Linked DNA regions of Homo sapiens: region 2 is linked to region 1. Evidence: read pairs that join two places in POLR2A ChIA-PET (ENCODE). Cell type or tissue: CD4-positive, alpha-beta T cell. All regions are shown on one strand. Links, peaks and the distances in the headings refer to the core of each region. The heading gives the core; the rest is flanking DNA.

Region 1 (7,484 bases), core at 885-5,884:
ACACCACCATGCCTGGCTAATTTTTGTATTTTTGGTAGAGACAGGGTTTCACCATGTTGCCCAGGCTGGTCTTGAACTCCTGAGCTCAAGGGATCCACCTGCCTTACCTTCCCAAACTGTTGGAATTATAGGCGTGAGCCATGGCACCCTGGCTAAAATTGTTCTTTCTAAAACTACAGTTTCTACATTGAGTTAATTAGTGTACTTTCCTCTGTGATTTCCCTTTTGTCAGAATGCTATTTTATTCACTAGCCTTGGGCAGCTTAATTCATCTCAGATTTGCATTTAAGAAACTGAGGGCCGGGTGCCGTGGCCCGTAATCCCAGCACTTTGGGAGGCCAAGGCCGGCGGATCACGAGGTCAGGAAATTGAGACCATCCTGGCTAACATGGTGAAAACCTGTCTCTACTAAAAACACAAAGATTAACTGGGTGTGGTGGCAGGCGCCTGTAGTCCCAGCTACTCAGGAGGCTGAGGCAGGAGGCGGAGCTTGCAGTGAGCCGCAGTTGCACCACTGCACTCCAGCCTGGGTGACAGAGTGAGACACTATCTCGGAAAAAAAAAAAAAAAAAAAAAAGCCAAACTCGGGCAGATCACCTGAGGTTGGGAGTTCGAGACCAGCCTGGCCAACATGGTGAAACCCCATCTCTACTGAAAATACAAAAATTAGCCGGGCATGGTGGCACATCCCTGTAATCCCAGCTACTCGGGAGGCTGAGGCAGGAGGCTTGAACCCAGGAGGCAGAGATTGCAGTGAGCTGAGAGAGCCGAGATTGCACCACTGCACTCCAGCCTGGGCGACAGAGCAAGACTCTGTCTCAAAAAAAAAAAAAAGAAACTGAGAAGAAAAATATGATCCAAGCAGCATTTCCTATAAGCTCCCCAAAGTAAATTTTGCTCCAAAACTAATTTGGGGGTATCTGCATAGAGTTTCTGGCCAGCAATACTTGAGCAAGAAGAGTAAAAAATAATCTCTCTTGTGGGGAATGAATAGGGTCTTCATCTCTAGGTATGCTGGATGTTTTCTTTCTTTCCTTCCAGATTACGCTCCTCTATTCTGTAGCCTGTTCTCTGTCCTGGGAGACTGACCTATATGAACATCAATGGGCTTCCTGTGCTTTGGCCTCCAGTTGGATTCAGCCAATAGGGAGCCCTGACAGGAGACTGGGGGAAGAGAAAAGACTGAAGTCGATGTATTGACATTTGCCAGGCACAGTGGTGCACTCCTGTAATCTCAGCTACTCGGGAAGCTGAGGCACGAAAATCACTTGAACCTGGGAGGCGGAGGTTTTGGTGAGCTAAGATCACACCACTGCACTCCAGCAACTGTATCGCAAAAAAAAAAAAAAAAAAAAAAAAAAGTCACTGCTTCTCTCAAGGCACTCTCCCCCTCCAGGACCTAGAAACTAATAACTCCTTTTATCCTTTTAGGCCTAATACAGTTATTAGCCTCCAGTTACTGACCTATCCTTTGCCCATACCTTTCAAAATAGCCCTTCATTATTTTGAGAATGTTATTTCCTGTTGGGACCCTGTCTGATACACCTGGTAAAGGTAGGTGATCTTTTCGATTTACAGGCTTCATATTTTATCCATGTACTTGAACCTTACTCTCATACATATAACCTTATATTCTTATGAGCCAACAGTTCTGAAGGGTCAACTGCTGGATTAAGTAGCAGAGAGTGACGCATACCTGTGTGGTTCTCATGGATGGGACAGTGACATCAAGGAGTTAAAAACCTGAGAGACAATAATATCTCAGGCCCCTGTGACTTAGCCCCCAAAGAACCCAAGATGCTGAACAGCTTTTCAAGCTCTGTGACTGTGGAACCTTCTGTGATTCAAGTCCCCAAAGCCTTACACAAACTGATGGAATCTGTCTGCTGGGGCCCTGGTTTCTCCATAACCTCCCAGGATGCCTCTGAGAAATCAGCTTAGAAATCCCTGAGGATGATGATGCTATCCTCCCGTTGGCACATTCTGGTTTTCCTAAAGACAAAAACTGAGCTAATGGTATGATTTTTTAAAAAAGAGTATTAGCAGATTCCTTGAGGTCATATTTATCCTTCTATTGTCAGGGATAATTTACTTTAATTCATCCTCTTAATTTATTATTCACTACTCTCTATCAGGGAGAGGTATCTGTATTAATGAACTGCATACTTGGTAGAAGTCTGCTTTATTTTGGGCAAATCATTTTCCCACAAAGCACTTAATTTAAATATATATATTTATACGGTACTTTACAAATCCCTGTTGCCATATGTTCTTTCCATTCCTTACCAAAAAAACAGCCTCAAAGATGTTGGTTGAATTGCCAAGGTCACATAGAAAACAAGAGGTAGAGACCCAGGACTGTTGCTCTCACTGCAACATAGTTACTTCTGTTAGCTCTGAGAGTTCAGTTTAGATACTCTTTGGCTAAAGAAGTCACCATAGTGATAAATACTAATAAAAGAACATATTTTATAATTAAACTACAACCAGGACTTTAACCTATAAATTACTGCTGCCTGCAAAGAATTACAAGATTAAATTTCCATTGTATATATCTCTCTTTTAGGTCTATATTTAAACCTTAGGATCATTTACCCTTTTTGTTTGTGACCACCTTCAAGGCAAGAACTATATTTGAGTTTTGTCCCTCAGAGGACTGTGAAAGGCTGCAGCCTTGAAACTTTTCCTTGTCCTTCAAAATTTCGGTTTGAAGAGGATAATGAAGTCAAGTGACTGGATTCTCTACTCCTTCCTTGCTTGCTTTCCTCCAGTATCTAGGAAACTAGCACTGGCCCCGAGGCACCTTGGTTTAAGTAAGGCACCCCATACGGGAAAAACTGAGACCTAAAGGACCACTTCAACCTGGTGAAACAAGCGCCAAGCAAAAAGAGGTCAGACTCTGGAGGACAACCAAATTTGGCCAGACAAGCTTAACTGAAATGGAAATAATGTTCAGAGGGCATTAAAAAACCCTGGGGGTAAAATCTATAGGTGAAAATTATAAGGATACAAAGGGAAAGGGATTGCCTAGTGAAAGCAGATCGCAAAGTTAGGAATAGGAATAGCCTATGCGTGAGTTTGAAGGAATTACTATCTCACAAGATACCATGCCTTCGCCTTTAGAAAGCGTTTTCACATTCTGGTACTTGAGCTTCTCAACCCCATTTTTCAGATGAACAAATGGAGGCTCCGGGCGGAGTTCTGACCAGTCATGATCACAAGTAATAAAGCGCGGAACTAGGAACAAGTTCAGGCTTCCCCAAATTGTTCTCAGCAGTTTCCCGCCGAGGACATTTAGGTAGCAAACGGGAAGGGGACTGGTGAGGCTTCCTTAGCAGCAAGAGTTGGCCCGACCCCCAGGCGGAGCCAGCGGGAGAATGTGGGGCTCGAACTGGGCGGACATTGCAGCCACGCGGGGGTGAAAAACCCGATTTGTAAATTCGCACCAGCTGCCTCCTGCGTTAGGCCTTAAAGCGTTGTTAGCGAGGGTGGTGGGCGGTGCAGGTGGTCCTGTTCGTCCCTCTCATTGGTGCCGGGGATAACGGACAGGTATCCGCAGCCAGTCCCAACCGGAGCAAAGGGAGCTTCACGACAGCTACACGCTACCTGGTCCTGAGCGCGCGGAGCTTGAGCGCGGCGGCGGCTTCTTGGGGGGTGGCTAAGCGTGCGTGTGACGCCGCGCACGCTCTCGTCCCCCGTCCCGCTCCTTAAGTAAGAGCCGGGGGCAGACCCTTGCCTCCAACAGGGACGAATACTTTGCTGTTTTTTGTAGCCTACCCCTCATGCAACCCAAAATCTGCCAGACAAATTCTCCTAAGGACAAGATTTTCTGATGTGGAACTTCAAGTAACGTACACTGCAGCTTCATTTTATTTCTCAAAAAATTCCCTCCGCCGCCCCATCCCATAGACTAGGCCTTTAAGAAAGTCCCTCTTACCTCGATCTGGAAACGAGCTCCGAGGGCCTTCCCCAGCCTCAACTAAACTTTACCGGGGTCCCCCTGGCCCTGGCTCACCTCGACACCGTTAATTCGCTCGTCTCCTTTAGGAAACCTTTCCAGACTGCCCCCCGGCGGGACCGCAGCCATCCCATTACCCGGGAGAGCCCAGGGCCCAGATGAAGGCAGAGAGCGAGGGCGCCCAGAGCGAGCCGACCGACTGCCGCCCTCCCCCGCCCGAGTGAAGTCAGGCAGTGGCTGCAGACACGGCTGTATTGGGAAGCGGAGGCTCCTACACAGTAGGAGAGGCACGTCCCAGACCCAGAAGGCCCGAGGACTCTGGACACAGCGCGCGCGGCCCGCCCGGGGCACAGTCTCTGGGGGAGCCCCGAGGGGCGAGTTAAGGCAGCTTGGCTGGAAGGGAGCGGGGAGTGGGAGTCCGCCAGCTCCCCCTGAAATGCTGGCTCACTGAGGAGACGGGCTTCTCACCTCCCACTCTTCTGTCGAGGACAGGGGGAAAGACAGTCAATAAATAAACCCGAGGCGAAAAGGGGCCTCGGGAGACTCTGCGAGTCGGGAAGGCTGGAGGTGCGGGGCGAGGGGGCGGTGAAACGTCCTGAAGAGCGTCCAGCTCGTGGCCGAGAGGACTCGGGCGCTCCCCACGCTGGAGGCCGTGGGCCGCTCCCTTTAAAAGTTGAAACGGCCGCCGTTCGGGACGGCCTGGCGGGAGGAGGGCCCGACGAGGGGAGGCTTCAGGGACAACTGGGGCTTCTCGACGTCCACCCTTTTCAGGGCGCGGCCCCGGTAGCCCTCGGGCCGGCCCAGGTACAGGAGGTGCTTCCCGGGACCCCCGGAGTACCTGGAGGGACCTCCCGAGGGGACTCGAGTGAGCAGGGCAGGGGGGGCCCGGTGGCCGGAGAAAGGCAACCTCCGGCCTCCGCCGACGCCCAGCCGGGGAGCGGGGGCGGAGAGCGCGGGCCGGGCGGGGGCAGAGGCGCACCTGCCCTCGGGGGGCACGTCCAGCCTCAGCGGCGAGGCGCACTCGTGGGGCCTGGGGCTGGGGCCGCCCAAGAGGGCGGGGGCGGGCTCCGGCGGGAGCGCCCGCGAGGTTAAAGGGGCGGGGGGCTCGGCCCCCTTTCTGGGCGGCTGCGGGCCGTGCAGGTAGCGCAGCAGTTCCTCCAGGGTGGTGACTTCCACGGCCTGCCCGGGACAGCCGGGCGGCGGTGGCCTCACCAGCACGCGGGGCGCGGGCCCGCCCGCCGCGTGCCCGCCCCGTGAGCGGCCCGGACCCTCCTTGGCGTTGTTCCTGTTCTGGTTCCACTCCCAGGGGTCCCCGGCGGCGCGGAGGTGCTTGACCGGCAGCTCCGGCGTGGACTCGGGGGTGGGCAGGCAGGCCAGCTCCGGCGGGGGCACGCCCTCCGGAGGCGGCAGGAAGGTGGTGTAGAGCTGCGGCGTCTGCACCGCGTCCCCGTCCTTGGAGGGCGGCGGGGGCTCTGGGCCCCCACCGTGGAGCCGGGCCAAACTGCGGAGGGAGAGAGGGCGCGGGAGCCCCGGAGTCTCGATGTCCTTGCCCCGACGTCGGTGGGCGCGGCGACAAGCACAGGAGACCAGGAGGCCAGAGACTGAGGCGCCCAGGGCAAAAGCTGCGGCCACACTGGCCAGGAGGAGTGGGATGGGGACGGAGCGGGAGGCCGAGGCTGGGGGCAGGTCCCGGCGCACGCCTGCCGACCGAGAGGGAGGAGGGAGGCTCAGCCAAGGGGAGGCGGTGCGGGGTACCTAGGCCCAGAGGCGCCGGCAGTTCCCAGGCCTGACATCATCGTCCCTCCCGCTGCTACTCAGCCTCACTCCTACAGCCTCCACCATCCTCAGGATTCACCTCTCCTGACTCCTCAGCATACAGCCCACGCACTACCCCTCACACTCAGGCCAGAGCTTGGGCCTGGGGATTCCCCATCCCACTTCTGGCCCCTGTAGCCATGCCAAGAGCAACTGCCAAAAACTGCTCGTGCAGGAGAACTCGGGGCTGGGATGCCCAATTCTGGGGAAGGGAGGCTCCAAACAGGCGTTAGTGAGCACCAAACACCATTCAGTGAGGGGCTTAGAACGCTCCGAGAATCAGCAGCCCCACACTTCACTCCTATCTCTCCCAAGTAGCCCCCTTACCCCGAGTGTGAACTCCAAGAGTGGAAGACTGGGGCCGGGGGTGGGCATCACTGGGAGGACTGGGGGTCCCAGGGGAAGGGCCAGGACCCGGAAGCACTGGTGGCAGAGACCAGGTCAGAGCCAGTGAGGCTCTTGATCTCTACCCCTGACACCCTTCCAGGGGTCCTTCCTCCCTCCTGTGGAACCCAGGAGTCCAGAACGCCAGCCTCTAGTTTCTTCTGGGCCTGGGGAAGGGCTCATCATGCAGGACATTGATTTATTTGTTCAAAAAGTACCCTACTGTGTGCCAAGTACTGAGCTACATGCTGGGTATCTGGAGGATGCCGACCCTTTTCCGATACTCCCAGGGTATTCAGAATGCTGCTCTGCTGCTGCTACAGGACACACACTCAGGTATGTGGGCTGAGCAAGGGAAGGTGAGGTTGGGACAAGAGGACTCACCATAAGCAGAATCCCCAGGGCCAGACTGACTCCCAGTAGCTCCATCTATGAAGAAGGGACAGGGTGAAGATGGGGGGAAAGAGAAGCTTCATGAAGAACTGATGGGGTGACTGTGCCACAGAAGGAGAGAAGGACAAAAGGCCAAGCCTGGGATGGTGTCTGTGGCCATCATGGCCATGTGCAGCTTTGGCTGCAACAGCAGCTGCCTCTTCTGTTTACCTTGGCAGTCACCATGCTCCATGGATTCCTGGTTCCCAGCCTGATCCACATCAGTCCTAGGAGGAAAACGAAGTGGCTATAGAATTCTGTACGTTGTCCGTATCTCCCACTCTGGCCCTCAGCTTGTCTTATTGGTGGGGAATTTTATGCTCAGGAAACCCAAGGACCCATCACTTACCCACCAGATCCCCTGATATCCACACAGCCCCTGGAGCTATGCCATCCACAGTATGGGTCCTGAGAAGCCAAACAGCTCCTAGGGAAAACGGAGGTGTGTGAGGCTGGATCCCTTTCTACTCCAGTCACTTTCCATTCTGCTGCCTTTTCCCACCCTGGCTTACAGGAGGCTCCCAGCCTCATTCTCTCCTGTCCACCTCAGTCTCTCCACACCCTGGTTGCTGCCCACCTTCAGAATGCTTGAGGTACCTAGGCACCCCACAGCCATCCCCTGTGTTTTCCTGCCACCCCAAAGACCTGTGTTTCTGTGCTCTTGCTGGCCCGGGGAGCTTGCCCACACAGGGCCTGGCCTCAGGCCCCTCTCACCTCTGACAGGCCCCATGCCGGGCACACCGGCTGAGAGGGAGGTAGACAATACAGCCAGAAAAAGCCACAAAAAGCCTGTGACCCTCAGTGTCCAGCTCCAGCCCTATGATCCGTCGTGCTGTTTGGGCTGTCCGCTTCCCACTGCACCTAGGGTGAGGCCAGAAGGAACCAGAGATGGACA
Region 2 (7,484 bases), core at 1,205-6,204, 82 kb after region 1:
CGCCCACCTCAGCCTCCCAAAGTGCTGGGATTACAGGTGTGAGCCACCGTGCCCCGCCTGTATTGTTAGTAGAGACGGGGTTTCACCATGTTGGCCAGGCTGGTCTTGAACTCCTAATCCTAACCTCGTGATCTGCCCACCTCAGCCTTCCAAAATGCTGGAGTTACAGGCGTGAGTCACCACGACTAGCCTGCATTTTTTTTTCTTTCTTTTTTCTGAGATGGAGTCTTGCTCTGTTGCCCAGGCTGATTGATGTGCAGTGGTGCAATCTTAGCTCACTGCAATCTCTGCCTCCTGGGTTCAAGAGATTCTTGTGCCTCTGCCTCTCGAGTAGCTGGGATTATAGGTGCCCGCCACCGTGTCTGGCTAATTTTTGTATTTTCAGTAGAGACGGGGTTTTGCCATGTTAGCCAGGTTGGTCTCGAACTCCTGACCTCAGGTGATCTGCCTGCTTCCGCCTCCCAAAGTGCTGGGATTACAGGTGTGAGCCACTGCGCCCGCCCTCCCCGGCCCCCCCACTTTTTTTTTTCCTCGAGACTGGATCTCACTCTGTCATCCAGGGTGGTGTGCAATGGCATGATGATAGCTCACTGTAGCCTCAAACTCCTGGGCTGAAGTGATCCTCCCACCTCAGCCTACTCAGGATTACAGGCATGGGCCACCACACTGCTGTTTTTTTTTTTTTCTTAAGTAGAGACAGTCTCATCATATTGCTCAGTCGATCTCAAACTCCTGGCCTAAAGCGATCCTCCTGTCTCAGCCTCTCAAAGTGCTGGAATTACAGGCATGAGCCACCCTGCTTGGTGTGGCGCTCCATCTTTATCAACCAAAAGTCCACTGAGAGTTAGCATTTTAATTCCAAAAAAGCTGCTTATCTCTTTGTGCTCTATGTAGGAACTATTGACATACATATATATTTTTTGAGATGGAGTCTCGCTCTGTTGCCCAGGCTGGAGTGTAGTGGCATGATCTGGGCTCACTGCAGCCTCCCGTCTCCTGGGTTCAAGTGATTCTCCTGCCTCAGCCTCCCGAGTAGTCGGGATTACAGGTGTGCGCCACCATGCCCGGCTAATTTTTTTGTATTTTTAGTAGAGACGGGTTTTGCCATGTTGACCAGGCTGGTTTTGATCTCCTGACCTCAGGTGATCTACCTGCCTCAGCCTCCCAAAGTGCTGGGATTACAGTCATGAGCCATTGTGCCCGGGCTTATTGACATATTTATGTAGTAGTGTTGGTAGGCAATTAAATTGGACCTCAGGGATTGTTTCCCTATGACCTGTTTGGGCAAAACTCCAGTTGTCTGAGGAATGCATATCTGGCTAGCCTTTAGTGTCCCCAAATTATATGTTTATTTCAAACATTAGAGTCAGTCACACACTGCTTCTTGGTTTCTCATCAGTAGATGATGTCATTGCATCTCTGACAGAAATGCTTCTGCTCTGAAAGTGCAGGGAGAGGCTGTGCTATTAAGGCCAACTCTGTTTTGTTCCACACACTAGAGTGAGGAGAACTCATTTCAGAATTATTTGGGCACAGTGGTTTCCACCTGTAGTCCCAGCACTTTGGGGGGCTGAGGCAGGCAGATTGCTTGAGCTCAGGAGTTTGAAACCAGCCTGGGTAACATAGTGAAACCCTGTCTCTACAAAAAATATAAAAATTAGCTGGGCATGGCGATGTGTGCCTGTAGTCCCAGCTACTCTGGAGTCTGAGGGGAGAATCACTTGAACCTGAGAGGTTGAGGCTGCAGTAAGCTGTGTTCCTGCCACTGCCCTCCAGCCTGGGTGACAGAGTGAGACCTTGTCTCAAGACCAAAAAACTTAAAAGATATTTTGTTGGCCAGGCGTGGTGGCTCATGCCTGTAATCCCAGCACTTTGGGAGGCTGAGGCGGGCAGATCACAAGGTCAGGAGATCGAGACCATCCTGGCTAACATGGTGAAACCCCGTCTCTACTAAAAATACAAAAAATTAGCCGGGCGTTGTGGCGGGCGCGTGTAGTCCCAGCTACTCCCAGCTGCTCGGGAGGCTGAGGCGGGAGAATGGCATGAACCCGGGAGGCGGAGCTTGCAGTGAGCCAAGATCGTGCCACTGCACTCCAGCCTGGGCGACAGAGCAAGAGTCTGTCTCAAAAAAGAAAAAAAAAGGCCGGGTGCGGTGGCTCACGCCTGTAATTCCAGCACTTTGGGAGAACGAGGCGGGCGGATCACGAGGTCAGGAGATCGAGACCATCCTGGCTAACGTGGTGAAACCCCGTCTCTACTAAAAACAAAAAATAAAAAAAAAATTAGCTGGGTGTGGTGGCAGGTGCCTGTAGTCCTAGCTATTCGGGAGGCTGAGGTAGGAGAATGGCGTGAATCCGCAAGGCAGAGCTTGCAGTGAGCCAAGATCACGACGCTGCACTCCATCCTGGGTGACAGTGTGAGACTCCGTCTCAAAAAAAAAAAAAGATTTTGTTTACATTATCTCTTCAAGTTATCTCTTAAACATCTTTGTGGCTGGTGCGGTAGCTTAACGCCTGTAATCCCAGCACTTCGGGAGGCCAAAGTGGGTGGATCAGTTGAAGCCAGGAGTTCAAAACCATCTTAAAGTTCAGCTCATTTCTCATTCTGAAGTTTCCTTTTTTCACACTTCTCAGATTATACTGATGGATTTTCACTTCCTTTACATTTTCTCCTTCCTCTCAATAGTGAATATTAGTCTCCAGTGGCTGGGTAGTAGCAAGTAAATTTATGAAGAATCATAGTTGTGTTTGCCAAGTGACTGGAAATCAGCTTCCCCAGTACCTCTTCACCACAAACACAATTAAAGGTGGGGCCGAGGATCAAAATGGAATGCTTCCTTAGGACTGGTACAGAGTTACTCAGAAAAATTTTCTGTGACATGGTGTGATGATTCGACTTTGCCTTTTTTTTTTTGAGACGGAGTCTCGCTCTGTCGCCAGGCTGGAGTACAGTGGCATGATCTCTGCTTACTGCAATCTCTGCCTCCCAGGTTCAAGCCATTCTCCTGCCTCAGCTTCTCGAGTAGCTGGGACTACAGGCGCACGCCACCACGCCTAGCCAATTTCTGTATTTTTAGTAGAGACGGGGTTTTACCATGTTGGCCAGGATGGTCTTGATCTCTTGACCTCGTGATCTGCCTGCCTCGGCCTCACAAAGTGCTGGGATTATACGCGTGAGCCACCGTGCCTGGCTGACTTTGCCTTTTTTTTTTTTTTTTTTCTTTTTTTTGAGACAGAGTCTCGCTCTGTCGCCCAGGCTGGAGTGCAGTGGCGTGATCTCGGCTCACTGCAAAGTTCGCCTCCTGGGTTCATGCCATTCTCCTGCCTCAGCCTCTGGAGTAGCTGGAACTACAGGCGCCCGCCACCACGCCCGGCTATTTTATTTTTTATTTTTAGTAGAGACGGGGTTTCACTGTGTTAGCCAGGATGGTCTCGATCTGACCTTGTGATTCCCCCGCCTTGGCCTCCCAAAGTGCTGGGATTACAGGTGTGAGCAACCGCGCCCGGCCTGCCTTTTTTTAAAAAATAAAATTTGTATTTTTTTGGGGTACTGCTCCTTGTGGAGCAGGGCTACCTTATAGGCAGTGTGTCCAGAGTAGGCTTGACATTGTATTTAGCAAAAATTGACTGGGTTGTTTTCACTTTGGCATTTGACTTGACTGGTTCTGCTGTTCTGGAATTATTTTAGTAACATTAATGATTTCCTAGCTTATTTTCATAATTTAGAAGCTAGTTCTTTAATATTTTTGAAGTCTTGGCATCCAGGAATTATGCTGAAATTGGGTATCCCTGTTTTATAGGAGAGTGTTGATTTCTGAGGGGTATGGTTCCCTTTTTAAGAGAGAATCTCTTATATGTGCTGATACAGGTATGTTTCAGGTTTTATAGTCATCTGAAAGTAATATGTAGTTGAGAAAGAGGGTATGAGAACGTAAGACTTATACTTATTTTTAGCTTAGGATCATCAGCAGCATTTCTGGCATTTTCTTTTCATATTTTTTCTTGTTCCTTATCTTTGCAATAGCATAACGTGGTTGTAATGAGCTTGAGTTAATGTGTGTGTGGGGAGTGTGGTGGTTTGTATGTGTGGGACTGTTGAGTAGTGGTTTACTGGGAAAAATGGGTTATTAAGCAAAGAAAATGACAGTAAAGCCATTCCTTTAATTGTTAAATTATGTAACATACACATTAAAATATTTGTATAGTTTATATAGGTAAGGAAAAATAGAAATTTAAAGTTACAAAATAAGCCTACTCCCACTATCAGGAAATGGTCATCTTTTAACATTTTGGTATATAATCTTGTGCACCTTTTCTATGTGTATAAGTTCATGTGAATTTATAGATAAAGTTTTTATAAAAAATTGTATTATATAATTTTTTGACCTTTTTCCACTCAATATATTGACATCCATAAATATACATAAAAATAATGGTTATATAGTGTTTGATTTTATGACTGCGCCATGATGTATATTATCAGTTCCCTATTGTTCACTTAGATTCTTTCCAATAATGGGATCTATGCAATTATAGTTATATATACACTGCTGTAATCCTTGTATATCCTTGTAATGTATAACCTTGTATATACATCTTTGTTTGCTTCACTAAGATAACTTAGTACTTCTTGGTCAGATTGTACATAATGATTTTTAAGGCTTTTTGCTTTGTTTTTTTCTGTTTTTTTGTTTTTGTTTTTGTTTTTGTTTTTGTTTTGAGATAGAGTTTCGCTCTGTTGCCCAGGCTGGATTTCAGTGACCCCATCTCGGCTCACTGCTGCCTCTGCCACCCATTATCAAGCGATTCTCGTGCCTCAGCATCCCTAGTAGCTGGGATTACAGGTGATCGCCACCATGTCCAGCTAATTTTTGTGTTTTTAGTAGAGATGGGGTTTTGCCATGTTGGTCAGGCTGGTCTCGAACTCCTGACCTCAAGTGATCCGCTTGCCTCAGCCTCCCAAAGGGCTGGGATTACAGGCGTGAGCCACAGCACCTGGCCGGCTTTTTGCAAGTTAGTACCAAATTGCCCTCAAGGAGCGGAAGAGCCTCAAACAAAATCTACCTTGTGACTGTCGCCCAGGTTGGAGCGCAATGGTGTGATCTTGGCTCACTGCAACCTCTGCCTCTTGGGCTCAGGTCATCCTCCCACCTCAGCCTTCTGAGTAGCTGGGACTACAGGCTTGCGCCACCACACCTGGCTAAATTTTTGTATTTTTAGTGGAGACCAGTTTTCACCATGTTGCCCAGGCTGGTCTCGAACTCCTGGCCTCAAGTGATCCACCTGATTTAGCCTCCCAAAGTGCTGGGATTACAGGCATGAGCCACCATGCCCAGCCTGTGCATTCTTTTTTTTTTTTTTTTTTTTTGAGATGGAGTTTTGCTCTCGTTGCCCAGGCTGGAGTGCAATGGCGCGATCTCAGCTCACTGTATCCTCCGCCTCCCGGGTTCAAGCGATTCTCCTGCCTCAGCCTCCCGAGTAGCTGGGATTACAGGCAGGTGCCACCATGCCATGCTAATTGGTTTTTTTTGTATTTTTAGTAAAGACGGGGTTTCTCCATGTTGGTCATGTTGGTCTCGAGCTCTCGACCTCAGGTGATCCTCCCGCCTTGGCCTCCCAAAGTGTTGGGATTACAGGCGTGAGCCACCGCACCCGGCCTTTTTTTTTTTTTGAAAAGGAGTCTCATTGTGTCATCCAGCCTGGAGTGCAAAGGCAATCTTGGCTCACTTCCAGCTCTGCCTCCTGGGTTCAAGCGATTCTCCTGCCTCAGCCTCCTGAGAAGCTGGGATTACAGGTGCCTGCCACTGCGCCGGCTAATTTTTGTATTTTTAGTAGAGACGGGTTTTCACCATGTTGGCCAGGAGGCTGGTCTTGTGAACTCTTGACCTCAGGTGATCACGCCTCCCAAAGTGCTGGGATTACAAGTTTGAGCCTCTGCGCCCGGCATTCTTTTTTAAAAGATAAAAAAGTCTGGCTGCAGAGGAACCTTATACCTGAAATGTTTTGCTGTCTGAATTCACTCCAGAGTGAAATGACTTGAAGTACAAGTTTTGTGACTGCTCCGAGAATTTTTGTGTCAGAGGCTTCTCCTTCTGCCATTTTTTGAACATTTACCTAGAATTACAAAAAAATCATTCCACATTTCACAGTATGGTGCTAGGAATCTGACCAGGTCCAGTTCATAATTTTAAACTTTAGAGTTTTAAAAACATGTATGCTTATCATGCTGTAAGCAAATGGGACCCCAGGAGTAAGGGGTAACTTTCTGTTTTTCCTCATTAGGTTTCAACTTTCTGTGCTGTGGGGTCAGTGGTAAGAGAGGTAGATCTGATGTGTATCTGTGCTAAAGAAGCATGAGCTCCTTACAGTAACTAGCAGCCAATTCCTCTTCCCCATAACAGTTGCAGACTTCTAATCCCAGCACCTTGGGAGGCCGAGGCGGGCGGATCACGAGGTCAGGAGATCGAGACCATCCTGGCTAACACAGTGAAACCCCGTCTCTACTAAAAATACAAAAAAATTAGCTGGGCATGGTGGCGGGTGCCTGTAGTCCCAGCTACTCGGGAGGCTGAGACAGGAGAATGGCGTGAACCCGGGAGGCAGAGCTTGCAGTGAGCCGAGATCGTGCCACTGCACTCCAGCCTGGGCAACAGAGCAAGACTCCGTCTCAAAAAAAAAAAAAAAAAACAGTTGCAGACTTCTTGGAGTGGTAGTTCATGGTCTTCTTCTAAGAAGGCTGTGGATGCCTTAAAAGCATTATTTGACGCTGGCTCCCATATCTCACTGCCCTCTCCAAAAAATGTGTTACCCTAACATAGAAGTATCTTTTCTCAGAATTCTTCAGTATATTATGAATCAGTGACTACCTTTTCTCTCCCTTGAAATTTTCCTGTAACTTAATGTTCATTTCCTTTTGTTTCAGTAAACCAGTCTCAACTCTTTTCCTTTTCTCTTTCTGTTGTACCTCTCATTTCCCCGACCCTTCCTGTCCTGTAGATGGCATTTCATAATTCACATTGATAATAATTGCTAGAATTTATAGGCATTTATTGTAGATTAAGTAGAGCATTTATTATAGATTAAGCCTATACGTAACTTGTTGAATTCTCATAACAACCTTAGGAAGTACATGTTGTTACTTCCACATTTTATAGATAAGGTAGCCAGTCTGCTCTAGAGAAATTTTAACCAACCTACCCAAGGTTACCTACTTAGTAAATGTTTTTTTTTTTTTTTTTTTTTTTTTTTTTTGAGACGGAGTCTCGCTCTGTCGCCCAGGCTAGAGTGCAGTGCTGTGATCTCAGCTTACTGCAACCTCTGCCTCCTGGGTTCAAGCAATTCTCGTGCCTTAGCCTCCAGAGTAGCTGTGACTACAGGTGCGTGCCACTACACCCAGCTAATTTTTGTATTTTTAGTAGAGACAGGGTTTTTCCACGTTGGCCAGGCTGGTCTTGAACTCTTGGCCTCAAGTGACCCACCCACTAG

The links. Peaks named below come from ENCODE experiments on the same cell type or tissue, not always from the same donor. Only the 100,000 strongest peaks of a DNase experiment are listed, where the experiment ranks them.
Region 2: POLR2A ChIA-PET joins it to region 1 with 5 read pairs; 10 of 35 experiments call an interaction of 5 or more read pairs at or near these places.

Annotation. Positions count from the first base shown.
Region 1 is chr1:151,127,860-151,135,343 of GRCh38, forward strand. It overlaps SEMA6C (semaphorin 6C), which reads right to left. Exons shown (of 19, transcript NM_030913.6): 15 at 7,304-7,450; 16 at 6,939-7,016; 17 at 6,761-6,816; 18 at 6,542-6,586; 19 at 3,848-5,658. The coding sequence ends at 4,625. It overlaps LOC124904418 (a long non-coding RNA gene), which reads left to right and starts at 1,355. Exons shown (of 2, transcript XR_007066619.1): 1 at 1,355-1,554; 2 at 1,650-2,253. RefSeq lists enhancers at 3,222-3,321, 3,795-4,579. In CD4-positive, alpha-beta T cell, for the core only: no CTCF peak of the experiment used is centred there; a DNase peak (open chromatin) is centred at 3,542; H3K4me3 peaks cover 1,096 bases; H3K27me3 peaks cover 907 bases.
Region 2 is chr1:151,209,681-151,217,164 of GRCh38, forward strand. The region is part of intron 1 of PIP5K1A (phosphatidylinositol-4-phosphate 5-kinase type 1 alpha); the gene reads left to right. Among named protein-coding and RNA genes, the nearest start is that of PIP5K1A, 15 kb to the left of the region's middle. RefSeq lists silencers at 879-1,036, 7,040-7,240 and an enhancer at 1,585-2,577. In CD4-positive, alpha-beta T cell, for the core only: no CTCF peak of the experiment used is centred there; no DNase peak of the experiment used is centred there.